Linked DNA regions of Homo sapiens: region 1 is linked to region 2. Evidence: chromatin contacts called from ENCODE Hi-C or POLR2A ChIA-PET data. All regions are on one chromosome and are shown on one strand. The core of a region is the stretch at or near the end of the contact, and the rest is flanking DNA. Distances in the headings are between cores, read along the strand shown.

Evidence for each region. Hi-C counts contacts between places; a loop is a spot of excess contacts on that map. ChIA-PET counts read pairs that join two places held with the same protein, here RNA polymerase II (POLR2A). Pooled maps may share reads with other maps.
Region 1: a loop to region 2 is called in a map of Caco-2, with 2.1 times the contacts of the local background. The contact joins two enhancer-like sites. A Hi-C loop is called at or near these places in 1 of 168 maps with a recorded cell type or tissue (Caco-2) and 1 of 50 pooled maps. POLR2A ChIA-PET finds 5 or more read pairs at or near these places in 3 of 52 experiments (BJ, OCI-LY7 and WTC11).

The regions. Positions count from the first base shown.
Region 1 is chr18:45,557,563-45,564,431 of GRCh38, reverse strand. It overlaps a transcript of SLC14A2 not described here. Among named protein-coding and RNA genes, the nearest start is that of SLC14A2, 54 kb to the left of the region's middle. Within about 2 kb of position 1,816, at least 8 of the 41 ENCODE cell types and tissues checked have a DNase peak (open chromatin) inside an H3K27ac peak, as active enhancers do.
Region 2 is chr18:45,446,503-45,453,155 of GRCh38, reverse strand. It overlaps SLC14A2-AS1 (SLC14A2 antisense RNA 1), which reads left to right. Exons shown (of 11, transcript XR_007066352.1): 6 at 5,816-5,900. It also overlaps a transcript of SLC14A2 not described here. Among named protein-coding and RNA genes, the nearest start is that of SLC14A2-AS1, 54 kb to the left of the region's middle. Within about 2 kb of position 3,180, at least 15 of the 41 ENCODE cell types and tissues checked have a DNase peak (open chromatin) inside an H3K27ac peak, as active enhancers do.

The DNA of each region.
Region 1 (6,869 bases), core at 567-3,066, 110 kb before region 2:
TGCAGACATCCTCTGTCTTGTGCCATGAAAGGGATGCAGTTGTACAGAGACCTGAGTATCTGTGTCCTGCAGAGCCCAGCACTGGAAGCATATAGATGGTGAAAGAGAAACAAGTTTTTAAATGCCCAGAGCCAGAAGCTACTTGGCGGGAAATTCCTCCAATCATTAGGTATGTAAAATCACAAGAGCATTCTCATCACTGCCTCATCAAAATAAAAGTTCTCTCTTGTCAAGAATACACTCGATCATGCAAAGTAATAAAATTATATATGCACCATTCATCTTGTTTCTTTTTTGATGGGAATTACTGACTTAGAATTTATCAGAATCCCCATGTTTAAATGTCTTGCTGATTTGACAGGAAATACTGACATTGATGGAGATAACATAAAACTCATTATACGCCACTACAATGAGGGCATCGATGACAATCTGGTTAGTAAGTTTCATAAATTCAAAGAGCATTTTAGATTTGTTGCTGTGAAAGAAAAAATGCCCTGAAATCTCATAGCTCATATGTGAAAGATACTTGACAGAGGTTTTCCCAAAGTTGATAACAATCCTGAAAATTCACGTGGCATTACCAGTGACAAATTGTGAGACTGAAAGAAACCTTTCCAAACCGTGAATAATAAAGTACAAAATTTGATCAGCTTGTTAGAAGATAGACGGAATTATCTTTGTATTCCCTCTATAAAGTCATATTGAAAAATTATAGTCATTTAAAGAGATGATCAAAGAGTTTGCAGTTTGGTAAAAGATAGACTGAATTATCTTTGTATTCTCTCTATAAAAATGATATTGAAAAATTATAGTCATTTAAAGAGATGATCAGAGAGTTGGTAGCCAAAAAAAATGTAGGAAGAAAAGTATTACGGATGTGTCAGACAGTTATTTTAGATTTTGTGGTGCCTGTAGAATTTGTCAGCTTTTTAAAATGTGTAATTTGTTGTGACTTCATTCTTTCTCAATAAAATTATACTTTCGAATGTAATTTTGCATTTGGGATTTTGAATTCTTTTCTTTTTCTTCAAGAGGGCCTTCTAAATTGTGAAAGCTTCTGGCCCCACAACACTGGTCTGCCCTTATGTTCCCCCCAGTTCCTACAGAGAGCTCCCGGTCACAGCACTCTTTGGCCTGTGGCTGCCAGCACAGACTTTGGCCATGAGGGCGGGGTCTGGGGTGGCACTGACAAGGCACCCATCCTGAGCCAGTGGGGGATGCAGGTCTGGCAGACCTCACACATCTTTAGAGACCACCTGCCTCTCATTCTACAAGGGGCAAAACTTTTGTCACACTGCCTCAGAGGGCCCAAACCTTCCCACCAACCGTCTTGTCAGGGCCTGGCTGGGCCCTGCCAGCCCCCCTGCGTTTCCTTTTAATAAAATTTAATGTTTTCATTTTCAAAGACCTAGAAAATCCAAACACTTTTTAAAAGCCCCGAGGAACTATAAAAATTAATAGCACAGGGATAATTTCTTTTTCAGTGGCGACTCAATTAAACCTGCCAAAGTCAGACAGTGTGATTTAAATGCACCGCTTGCAGAGGGACCAGAGCAGAGCAGGCAAACATGGAATGAAACAATAATATTTACCAATTACCCTCTTGGTTGTTTCCCACCCAGCCCCTTCCCCCCAGGGAGAATTTTTTCCTTCCCTCCCTCCTCTCCGGGGGCCAGAGCTCAGCATCCCTAATTGTTTTCTCCTTGAATGATCATATTGCTATCAACAAGTGACTGAACTTCTTCTCTGCTCAGAGTAATGGAAAAATACCACCCAGGCCGGCTGCCCGGGCCAACAAGCCACATGGACTTGTTGTGGGGCTAAGATCAACTTTGAAAACAGAAGAATGGCTCCAAGTTCAATCCAGCCAGACACTCCAGCCAGACAAGACATCTAACATTCCATGCTTAGTCCTGCCCCAGGACACTTGCTCCTGCTGTCCCCCTGCCAGGAATGCCCTCTCTCCTATTCATTGAACACTTACTACTGAGCACCTAAAGCTTGTATTTTCTTCAAGACCCCTATCAAGATCAAGTTCCTTTAGGAAAGCTTTCCTGATAAGACCCATATCCATGTAGATTTCACTCTTACTTGGTCTACCTTCAGCTCTTCTCTATCAGGTCAACTGACATTATCTTTTAATTACGTATAGACTGGGCACTGTCCTAGAGCTTTTAACTTGTAGATTCACAACATGCTTATCTGTTCTGCTAGACTGTAAGCTCCTTAAAGGGAGGAACTCTTCTGAATGCATCTCTTAGAATGATTCAGTGTATTTAGTTTGGTGTTGTGCACCCGATGGAGGTGTACTAATTGCATTTGAACTGGAACGGGGAGTCTCAACATTTTCTCTACAACAGGAGAGAGAACTGGGTGCCTCAGGAAATAGGCACAGGAATTTCAATGCAGCATTGTTTGCTTAAAAAAAATATATACCTGAGCTAAATGTCCATCCATGAAGGCATGGATAAAGAAATTAGGGAATATGATGACTTGCCATAGAGCAGTTAAATAAAGAAAATGGAGTCAAATCATCAATCTATATAGATCCCCAAATAGAAATGTTGAGTGAAAAAGACAAGTTGCAGAATAATGTTAAGATACAATTATGTAAATTCAGTGCCATATCGACAAATACTATATAGTGTTTTAGAGATCCATATGAATATATCCATTTGAGAACACACGGATGAAAAAGAAATATGTACAATTCATAATAGGGTTGTTGCTGGAGAGGGAGGGAGGGGAGTGGGAGTGGGACCTAAGAGTTTTTAATTCCTTCTGAATATTTTTCATTTTTATTAAAAAATATGAAGCAAATAAGAGAAGGTTAACATTCACTATTTCTGCTTGGTGAGTACATAGGTGTTTGTGAAGTAGAGTCAGGCATGATAGCCACCCAACGGGCTGCCCCTCCTCCTGGCATAAGACTGGACACCCTTTCCCAGCCTCATTTGCAGTGAGCTGCAGCCAGGCCAGGAACGTGGCCTCTGGAACACCTGGCCTGGGTTCCGCAGCCCTAGCAGCAGACAAACTGCTTGTTTTGCTGTCACTCTCTTGCAGAGAGCTTCCCCAGACTAAGTGGGACTATAGGGAACAGGAAGAGGGAAGCATGACCACTGAGCAAAGTCCCAAGGCCTTCTTCTGCCCACAGGATGGATTTTCAGCTGGCTCCCCGACAGGCACGTTGCCTTCATTCACCCTCCTACCCAGAATGTCCTCCCTACAGCTGTTATGGCACATACTCAACCATAAGACTCTTCTGCCTGGTCCAGGCCACTGTGGCTGGTGACAGTGGCCTCCCGTGGCTCATCCCTCACTCCTCATATCCTCCCTCCAGTCCTCAGAAATCTTATCTCTACTGCTTATTTTGTCTTTCACCACACAGTATCCTGTGCTGTTGCTTATATCTTGGTGACAGGGACAATGCCTTATCTTTGTATCTCTCTGTCAGGGAATGACCTAAGTTGACTTTTTCCGTGTTAAGCAGAAGAGAAGAGAATAGCAGTGTTTAATTTGGTCTTCCTCTAGGAGCCCAATGAGGATAGCACATTGGCCTCTTCTGAGGCTAGAATTTCTAGAGTTGGGGTAAAAGGGACCCTTCCTGGAGAGAGGTGGGGACAAGCAGGAAGTCAACCCCAGGACATGAAAGAGGTGAGGGTATGGGGGCTCCAACAATGAGCTGTTGGGGAAGGGGCTGAATTTTATTTTCATTTCAGAGAAGATCAAGGCTAACTCTAGCCAGGGTTTCTTGCATTGCTTTAAACTTTATGGCTTCCTGTGTTTCTTATTTTTGTTATCACTTTTCATTCCTCCATAGGGGCTTCATATAAGTTCCCTTAGAATGCAAGGGGATTGTTTGTCTCAGAGGCAGCTGGGCAGGTAGGGGAGATATCTGGAATCAACTTCCTATTCCTCAGCCTATCCTAGAGGAGTAGAAGGCTCTGTTGAGAGGGTTGGAGACCATGGCTGAGAAGGAGGGCCAAAAAGGGGCTAAATCCCTGAGGTATATGGATAAAAAGGAGGTGGCAGTGGGAAAGTCCAGGATGGAGAGGAGATTCTGGGGGTAGAGATGGGGTCTTCATCTGTGGTGGAGCAATGGTCAGTTACTGACCTTTTGGCCTTAGACAAAGCTATTTAGCCTCTCTAAGACTCAGGTTCCTTATTTTTAGAAAAGAGATAATACACCTTGGCTGGTCTGCTAAGGTTTTAATGAATAAAATAGGTACAAGTGTTTAACAACCACTGGGTGCTATCCAAATATATGCTATTGCCCTGGCTAATGCAGTAGATGCCAGACAAATGCAGGCCAGTCAGAATGAATAGGCAGATGACGATGAAGCAGTGAGCTCCCTGGGAGGGGGCATATGTTCATAGGTGGGTCCAGAGGTCCAGGGCAACGTGTAGGCAGAGGACATTTAATAGGGACTTGGGCCACACCCAGGAAGCCTCTGCTCCATGACCTTGATGTGGTGATCCCTTATCTCCTGAAGGCCAGACACCTTGGGTCAAACATTCTCTTCCCTAGGGAACAGCCTTTGGGCTGAAACCTGGTACTTTCAGCTAATGGTGGATCCTGTGGGTTCTGGCACTACAGCTGGAGGCCACAGTAGGGTGCACCCCAAGGAGGACAGGGAAAACAAAGCAGTCTCTTGGATGTTAGTAATCTAGTCTCTACTGAGTTTAGCCAATGGCACCAGAGCACCATAACCACATGTTTAGAAAATAAGGTGACAACAATGAAGGTGATTAGAGAAGGCTTTGGTACAAATCCAAGTTGTAAATATTTTGGAGGAGAGTGGGAGGACCATATGGATTTTATACCACAGGGCTTTGTCCACCTGAGACACCTAATTTCCCATTTTTTCTGGGAGACAAAGTCTGAACATCCTATTTGGACACTGGAACCTCCCACAAAGTGGCCAGATGGTATTTCTGGTGATCTCTCCTACTTTGGCTGTCTTGTACAAGCCTCCTTTCTGCTGAGTGAGCAGAACACACTAACCCATTTTAACGTGCCATCTTGTTCCTTTTTTCCTAGCCAACTCTACCATCTCATCAGAGCCCAACTCAAATCTCACCTTCTTCCCACAGGATTAAGGGGTTCAACTTCAATGACAATTCTTGATCTTCACCACTCTTCCATTTCTAACCTCCCCAAATGCTCAGTGCCTCTTTCCTTTGTTTGACTTTTTAGCATTCTCTGACTAACATTGTGGCTGCTTACGTATCTCATCTTTTCTTTTATACTATGAGCCCCCTGAGAGAACTGATTGAGTTTAGCCTATAACCCCCTCTAATCCACCTAGCACAATGCTGGACACATAAGAAACTCAAAGGGGCCAGGTGCAGTGGCTCATGCTTGTAATCACAGCACTTTAGGAGGCCGAGGCGGGCGGACCACGAGGCCAGGAGATTGAGACCAACCTGGCCAACATGGTGAAACCCCGTCTCTACTAAAATACAAAAAATTAGCCAGGTGTGGTGGTGCACACCTGTAGTCCCAGCTACTCTGGAGGCTGAGGCAGAGGAATCGATTGAACCCAGGAGGCGGAGATTGCAGTGAGCCGAGATCGTGTCACTGCACTCCAGCCTGGCGACAGAGTGAGACTCCGTCTCAAAAAAAAAGAAACTCAAAGGATTCTATCTCTATCTCTTGGAAAGATAGAACCCTGGTGACCAAATAATCCTTTGTCCCTTGGTATCTATGGTCAAATGGACACTTGTGGCGAATTCAAACTCATGCTCTCCAAGGTGCAAGCACTAACAGGTGACCCAACCTGACTTTGGCTCACACTTCCATAGTTTCTAATCCACCCCAGTGAGACTAAAACTCATGATTATTTCCTACAGAAAACACAACACCTGTGGTGATGCTGCTTTTGTGGTTTCTTCTCTGCTCTACACTCAGTTTCTGACCACTTCCCTTCCACTCCTGGGACACAAACTCACAGTCCAGTATGAGCTCCCACATGGCCCTCCTTACCAGTGCCATTCCTCTCTCATTTCCATCTTCTCTGTACAGTGTCTACTGCTCCAGTGCTTACTATTTAGCTGGGGTGAGTGTGATGAGCCAGACTCACAGATTAATACTGTATAAGGCAGGGTCGTACTAGTGACATAAGTGATGCTTTCCAGAAAGACTGAACTGGCTTCAAGTGGGTGTCCTTAGGGGTCTACAATAAGGAGACAGCATTTGAACTGAGCTTTAGAGGACAGATGGGATTTGGAAGGACAAAGGAGAGAGAAAGGTACCAAATCAAGAGCCAAGGGTGTTAGGAGAAAGTGACTTGAGAGAGTAGCTGGAAAGGAGGGACTATAGGAGGTGGAGAAGAAAGGTAGATGAAGGACCAGGAATTGGAATGATCTGAGAGGCTACCTGGCAGACAGCTTGGCAGGCCCTCAATAATGCCAGGTATTTATACCTGAAGTGGTTTCTGAGTGTCTTTGAGTGGACATCCTGGGTGTGTCACTTATGGAAATGCCCCAATCCTCAGGTATGGGGTGAATTCATCAGGAGTTAAAGGGAGGACACCCTCATGGGTCTATACTGATGCCAGTCTAGGAAGGGTCTCTCCTAAGTGCCTAACCTGCTTTAGGGTGTGAATGGTCTCTAGGAAGGATTAATTAAATGGGCAAGAAACTATGGCTAGGCTCCTTGCAAGGACAATGAGAAAGCACTTGCCAGGCAGAACAGGCAAAATAAGGGAAGAAGACCACACTAGGAGGGGATGCCTAACTCACAAACTCCAGGCCCAATATATGGGGCCTCTGACATTGTCTTAGGAAGGGAAAAACTTCTCATGGCCGTCATCCAACTCCAGAGAAGCTGAGAATAGGGACCCTGAAAGAGGCAGCATTTGGGG
Region 2 (6,653 bases), core at 1,931-4,430:
GTAGGTGGGTCTGAATTTCCAAGTGAAAAAGCAGAAGATATCCTCAAGGCTAGAGGAGATCTAGGTCCTGGTTTGACTGGGACATTCCTGGTTGCACCAGTTGTCTCAAGGCAGTTATTAACAGTGCCTCATCTTGCTCTCTAAGATGTCCGGGGTTGAACACTAAGTATATGGTCACCCTGGGCCAGGCTGCTGTCTAAGCAATTGCTTCAGTGGGCCACTCCTGAGCACTACAAAGGAGAAAGATATTGCCCTTCACTTGAGTTCTAATCTCTGTGGATCTCTGGTGCTGCTGAAGAATGCCTCAAACACCACTTTCAACCTCAGCTAAGCTTCATAGCTCTTAGCCTTTGCCGTGTAGCTATTTTTTATGTGTGTGACCTTACCCTTGTCTTGCTAGAGTCTTAGCCCCTCATGGCTTTGACTTGTGACCTACTGCCAGCTCCACAGAGTGGCTGTCCCAGGAGCCACACTCACAAAGAAGCATTTTTGTGAGTGCATGGCGTTTTTCTAGTCCATGGTGTTGGAGAGAGAAATGTAAATGACAAGAAAAATAATAAACACATAAAATTAATGTCAGACTTTTTAAAGGCCTAATTTCTATGGCATTCACCTAATGTTAGAGTCCTTCTTTGTTGCATTGTTTCCCCTGAACCTAAAATGTAGATATTGGCTAAAATGTCACGTACCCAGTAAGAAATACTAAATTCCATCTCACTCACACACAAACAATGGATGAAGGACATAGTATGTAAAGTCAAGTGGTAATAAGTACTGAAACCAAAGGGATGTGCACTCTTGGATGATTGGCAATAATGCACTTTAAAAAAATTCACTGGTGTTTCATTATCCTTGTATTTTGGGTTGTTAGTACCCCAAGTGCTGGGTTTCATATTTTATAGGCACTGTCCTGTTTAGTAAATGGCAGACCTGGGATTCAAATGCAGGCATCTCTGAGTCCAAGCTTTTGGCTAAACTTCTACAGTGTCTTGCCTCTCATCCAGGATCAAATCAGAACTTGAGAGTGTCTCTTACACACACATCGTGTCCTCTGTCAAAGGGACATGTGACCAGATATCCCCCCAGCTGTCCCCACTCTTGAGTACCCCCCATATTTTTGATTTGAAAAATATTGCATTGAAAGATGATTTGTCTTGATTACTGAGCTTTTTGTCATCTCAGTCAATTTTGTGATTAACTAAGGTTCTGATTAACCATGTTCTGGTTAACTGAGGTTTGACTTGCAGAAAGGGCAAACAGATAAATTGGGAAGCAATCATTAACCGAACCCATAATATGATCTTTCAAAACAGAATGTACTTGGTCTTTTGAATAGTTTGTTGCTGAACCATAATTCTTAAAATTCTCAGATAGGAAAGGAATTTAGGAGTCATCTGGTGTAAATATCTTTGACTATTGAGTTGAGATGCCAAGAAATTTAAAGAAAAATGGTTTATTGGAGTGCAATTGCAGGCATAGATAAACTGTCTCTAAGATGTAATGTGAACGTGAATAAGAGAAAAGGGAGCTTATTAGCCTCAATTTAATTATTTTTTATTTATTTTAAGTTGGGCTTTTATATTCAATTTTGGGAATAAGAAAATTTCATACAATGAAATTTCTTCCCCTCTTTTAAATAAACAAAATCCTACCCATTCTTCAAATTCTAATTTAATTCTAAGCTTTTTCATGGAACTCTCCCAAGGATCAGATAGTTATTTTTCCTTCCTTTGAATTTGTATTTTTCTTAGTCTTCACTATGGCACTTAGCATTTAATTGTTGAATTGCTTTCTGATACTTTTATTCTTCCAAATTGAACGCATTAAGAATGCAGGAAGTGTATCTTCAACTTCTTGCTCCCCGAGAACCCCCTCTCTTAGGGACAGGCTTTCAGCAAGTTCTTTCAGGGCCCTGCCTATTTTCAACTGGGCATTCAGTTGAAAATCCCTGAAGGGGTCAGGGTTAGTTGACTGGACCATTCAACTAACTTACAGCTGCCAATATTGACCTCTCTGTGCTTGAAGGCTCTTTTTCTTCAGCATCAATTGTGGAAAGCTTACTGTTTTTATATATGGCAGGCCAAAACTTCAAGGAATTATTACTCCTCAGGAGCAGTCCTCAAACCAATGGCTCTTGGGAGCTGGTGTATAAACACCGTGGCTCCCTTGTCCTTTGAAGTGGTTGAGCCATGTGTTTTGCACCATTTCCCAGAGCTTCCCCAAGAGTTAAGGCTCCAATGGCCCACAGTAGCAGCTGGCTAAATGATGGACCCTTTATTCTCTGCCTTTTCTCCTCATACTACCTTCCCCATTTGTCTCCTGGTGTTACCTGCAATTCTTGACTGAATGGTTTGCACTCAAATCCTTTATCTTCAGGGTCAGCTTCTGGGGTAACTCAAACTAAGACAAGCACAGAGGCTACAGTTAATATTTACTTGTTGATCAGATAATTAATAGACTGTCAGAGTGTAACCTTGCAGATATGGGGATTGTGCATTCTGTATTCAGAGGGCGTGATGTTATCCCCTGCAGTGGTACTCATTTAATTCTAGTTGAATGGAACAACAATGATGGTCAAGGGTCCCACCCTAAGTTCATCTGGTTCTGTTCACTAATCTGTATTTGTGATCTATTACTGACTCTGGTAAGCAGTGGAGAGCCAAGGGGAATTATGTCAAACCCCTATAACCCCTCTCCCATCCCTGCTGCTACCAGCTGTATATAATTCTCAAGTTGTATTGTCTTCAGAGTGATTACCTCCTGACAAGGCCAAGAAGAAATGTTGACCCTGGGTTAAGACTAAACCAAAGGCCCCTTCCCTTTAGAAGCCTAAAAGGATGGGAAAATGCACACCAGCAAGATGTTTCCTAACAGGGCCATGTCAAATTTATAGATAAATAAAATATCAAAGATCAAATGAGGCTAGATCAGCAGTTTGGACCTCTCCGCAACCAAGCAGAGAATGTGCTGTCTGACTCTGTCTTGGACTGATTTCCAGTTTTGTGATTCACAGCTGCAGCCAGGCAGAGCACATCCAATAATGCTATTTGTTTTCCACTTTTTAAAAAAGGCTGGGGAAATATATAAATGGTTCATAGAAGAAGCGGGCATTAGCAGACAGTCTGACCATAGTGAGACAGGCAGATGGTTCATGGGACCGATGCCAGCTGGGTGTTTCTGTAAGTGATCGTGTATCTCTTCTCTGTGTCCCAGCTCTCAGCTTGATTAAGAGGTCAGAAGGAGGCTTCTGCAGCATGAGGCTGGAGCACACATGATCTATGACCAATCTGTTGGTCGCCTAGAAACAGCTCTCTAAAAAGGCCCAAAGACAATTCAGTTTATAAGCCCACACGTTTTGGGCCTAGTAGTGCTGGCTGCTATTAAAACTAAGTTTGATTCTTGGGGTTTGTTTTCCTGAATGCCACTCAGCCCCTTTAACTTTTACGCCCCATCAACTCCTTCTCTTCTTAATATGATGGTATCATTTGGTAAGTGGAAACACCCTTCAGATGGGATTCTGGGAAGTGAGTGAAGCAAGCAGGCAGTTAGGAGAAAGAAGGGGTCAGGGAAAACTGGGTGAGGTCTGATTTTCCCTTTCTGCACTTGCTGAGGCCTGACTGGGTGTCCAGCACTGGGGGAAGATGTAGGAAAAGGAGACTCCATCGTCTTTCCCCGGGCGCAGGAAGTTTATGTGTATGAGGCAGAGTAACCCAAGGATGCCAAGGATCCAAATGAGAGGTATGAACAATGTGTTTTGGAAATGGTCAGAGTTGGGGTCAGGAGAAGGCTTCAGAGAGGAGGTGGAATGTGGGATAGGTGAGATTCTCATAGGTGAAGAAGTGGGATTTGCAGAATTGCCCCTCACCCTCCACTAACCTTTGGAAAGTCTCAATCTATATGCTCTTTCATAGTCTTTATCCTTGTTTGTCTGAAGAGCACAGGATGGTGAACTGTCCAGACAAAGGACTCAAAGAAAAAAGATGCTCAGGCAATATACTGCAGGGCAGATGAAGCACTGGCCTGCCTGGAATGGGCTTTGAGGCTTTGCTCATTGATTTGCCAGTTAAATCCCACTCTTGAGTGATTCTCACAGCTGACCTGAATGCCCTTTGGGATGGCCACCTGCTGGCTGCACCTTCCTCTGCTTATGTCCGCTCCACATGCCCATCTGCTCTGTTACAGATTCCGGTCAGTGATCCTGGACTGAAATTTTACTCTCTCTCCTGATCAGAAAGGAAAGTGATTGTGCTTTCCAACTATAAATCTATTTAGTAAATATTTACTGGGTACCTACTTTTAGCAAGGCACCAGGGTAAAAATGTTTGAAGATCTAAAAATCTGCAAATACAGTCTGTCTCTTTCCTCAAAGAATTTGCAGTCTCTTCATGGAGTGGAGTTAAAAATAAATACATGAATGAAGATGCTGCAAGCCAGTGAGATATGCACCCAGAGAAGAGTAAGCAATGAGGTGGGAGTTAGAGGGAGGAGCTGTCACTTCTGGATGGAGGGACAAGGGCAGGTTTTTTGGGGAAGAGTCTGCGCAGAGCAACAGGACTTGAAATTGAGGGAAGGCAGAGCTCTAGGTTTTATCTAAAATTCTGCATGTGGAGTGGCAGTTAGTAGAAGCTGATTCTCATGTCATTTCTTTCTCAAATCATTTCATGTGTTTTCATTACTGAAAACAACCCATCTAAAGGCCATGATAACTTCTGGAAAAAGTCCATGCTAATTTCTGGTTTACCTAGAGCTCTCCCAGTTTACATATTATTAATTAACCTTCTTTCATTGTACAAACTGTCATGGTTTGAGAAATGAATTATATAGGCATCTTAATTCTTGACAATGCTTTCAGCAGCCTTTCAGAAATTCTAAGGTCACAATGTTGGATTAGCTGTTTAAGCTGCAAGCAACATGGTAGATTTTGGGAAGGGATGTAAGCTTGAACCAAGAAATCCCCTTTATTTTGCTTCTAAATCAACATATACAAATCAACAAAAATAAAAAGCCAAGGCACCCTTTTTGCCTAGAATAGAAGCAGGTGGGTGTGCCAGTCATACACTCATTGCTGAGGTATGCTGATAACACAGCAATGATCATGGATAATCTATTAACACACTTGAGCCATACTCAGTCTTGTTTTGCAGATAAACATAGTCTGTGATTATTTTACAACACTGTTAAGGTGCAGAGGGTTGTCCCTCATTTATTACTTGACTAATAAATACTTTAATTACACTTAATAAATAATGTAAGCAGGGCTCACTGAAGTGGTAATTCTTTAAATTAATTATTAACTGCATGCAAAAGGCTGCACTGCCAGTACCACTAAAAGAAAATTCAGGCTTTAATCTAGTGATTATTCATTATCTGGTATAAAGGCTCCATTTGCATATTATTAGGGAAATAAACTTCGGCCTCCTTGGCAATACAGATAGATCTCAAAGTCCATGCATTATGAATCTCCAAATACTAAAGCAATGATAAACAATATGTAATAAAATCCTCAGTTTATAGCTTTATAGCAGCTGGTTTTTGATTTTTCAAATATATTACAATGATAAAGTGACCAGTTAATGTATAAGCTCTTTGTGAAAGGTGGTGCCTACAGATGGTCGACTGATAGGAAACAGTAAATGTGCAAACTGCTCATTTCCCTTGAGATTGGAGTCATAAAGTGATCTCAGTAAGATATGAGAAGAAAATACCCATTTAACCCCTTTCTCTGCAGCAACCCAAACATGGTAGTGCACTGAATTGTTTTGTATGTGTCTGTTTCTCCTCTCCTCTCTGGCTTCACATCTTCACTTTGGAAAAGTGAAAGCGGAATACCTGGTTATCCGGAGGTCACTGTCTCCACACAGAGTGGTGTCCTTGATGCTAGCTTGGGGCAAAGAAGCCAGGTAAGGTTGTCATCAAAAGAGAAAGATGATTTCTAAAACCAGCAAAAGGCTAGAATTTGTGTGCCCTTGCATTTTCTAGCTTGATACTCCCTCCTTGAGTCTGGGCAGCTCCCAGGGGAGGTGACTGACTACCCCCACCCCCCATCCCTCCCACCAGGAGCTATGGCCAAAGAACAAGCACATGAAGCAGCCTCCCAACATCCCAAACTAGAAAGTGCTGAGACCAAATCAATGAATCAAAAACAGGTTTCCAGAGGAGAATGAGTCTCTCTTCCTCTGCTTCTTTTAGGACAAAGTGGAGGTGGGGATGAGAAGCAGGGTGGGGAGGGGGAGAGGGAAGGAGATAGGAAGCCGAGGGCTCATGAAAATGCTGACAGTCACAAGGAAGCAGGAATGACCTCTCTTCCCATTTCCTATTCTGTCCTATTCATCTTGCTGAGCCCCATTTTGGGACTACTTCTTTCCAGTGGTCTTCCCTAACCCCCTATTCATTTCAGTAGTCACCTATAGTGTGGACCAGTCAATACTGCACAGACCTGTGCGAGGTGGGGAAAGGGCTGCAAGAAGATGAGTTGTGTCCTTTAAAGTGGACATTTTGGGAGCTGAAGCTATTTCAATAATGCTGATACTACTCCAAATAGTATTGATAGATAGATCTGCTTTTCATGTTTGTATTGGTCAGCTTGGGCAGCTATAACAAATATCATCAATTGGATGACTTAAACAAAAGACAGTTTCTCTCACAGTTCTGGT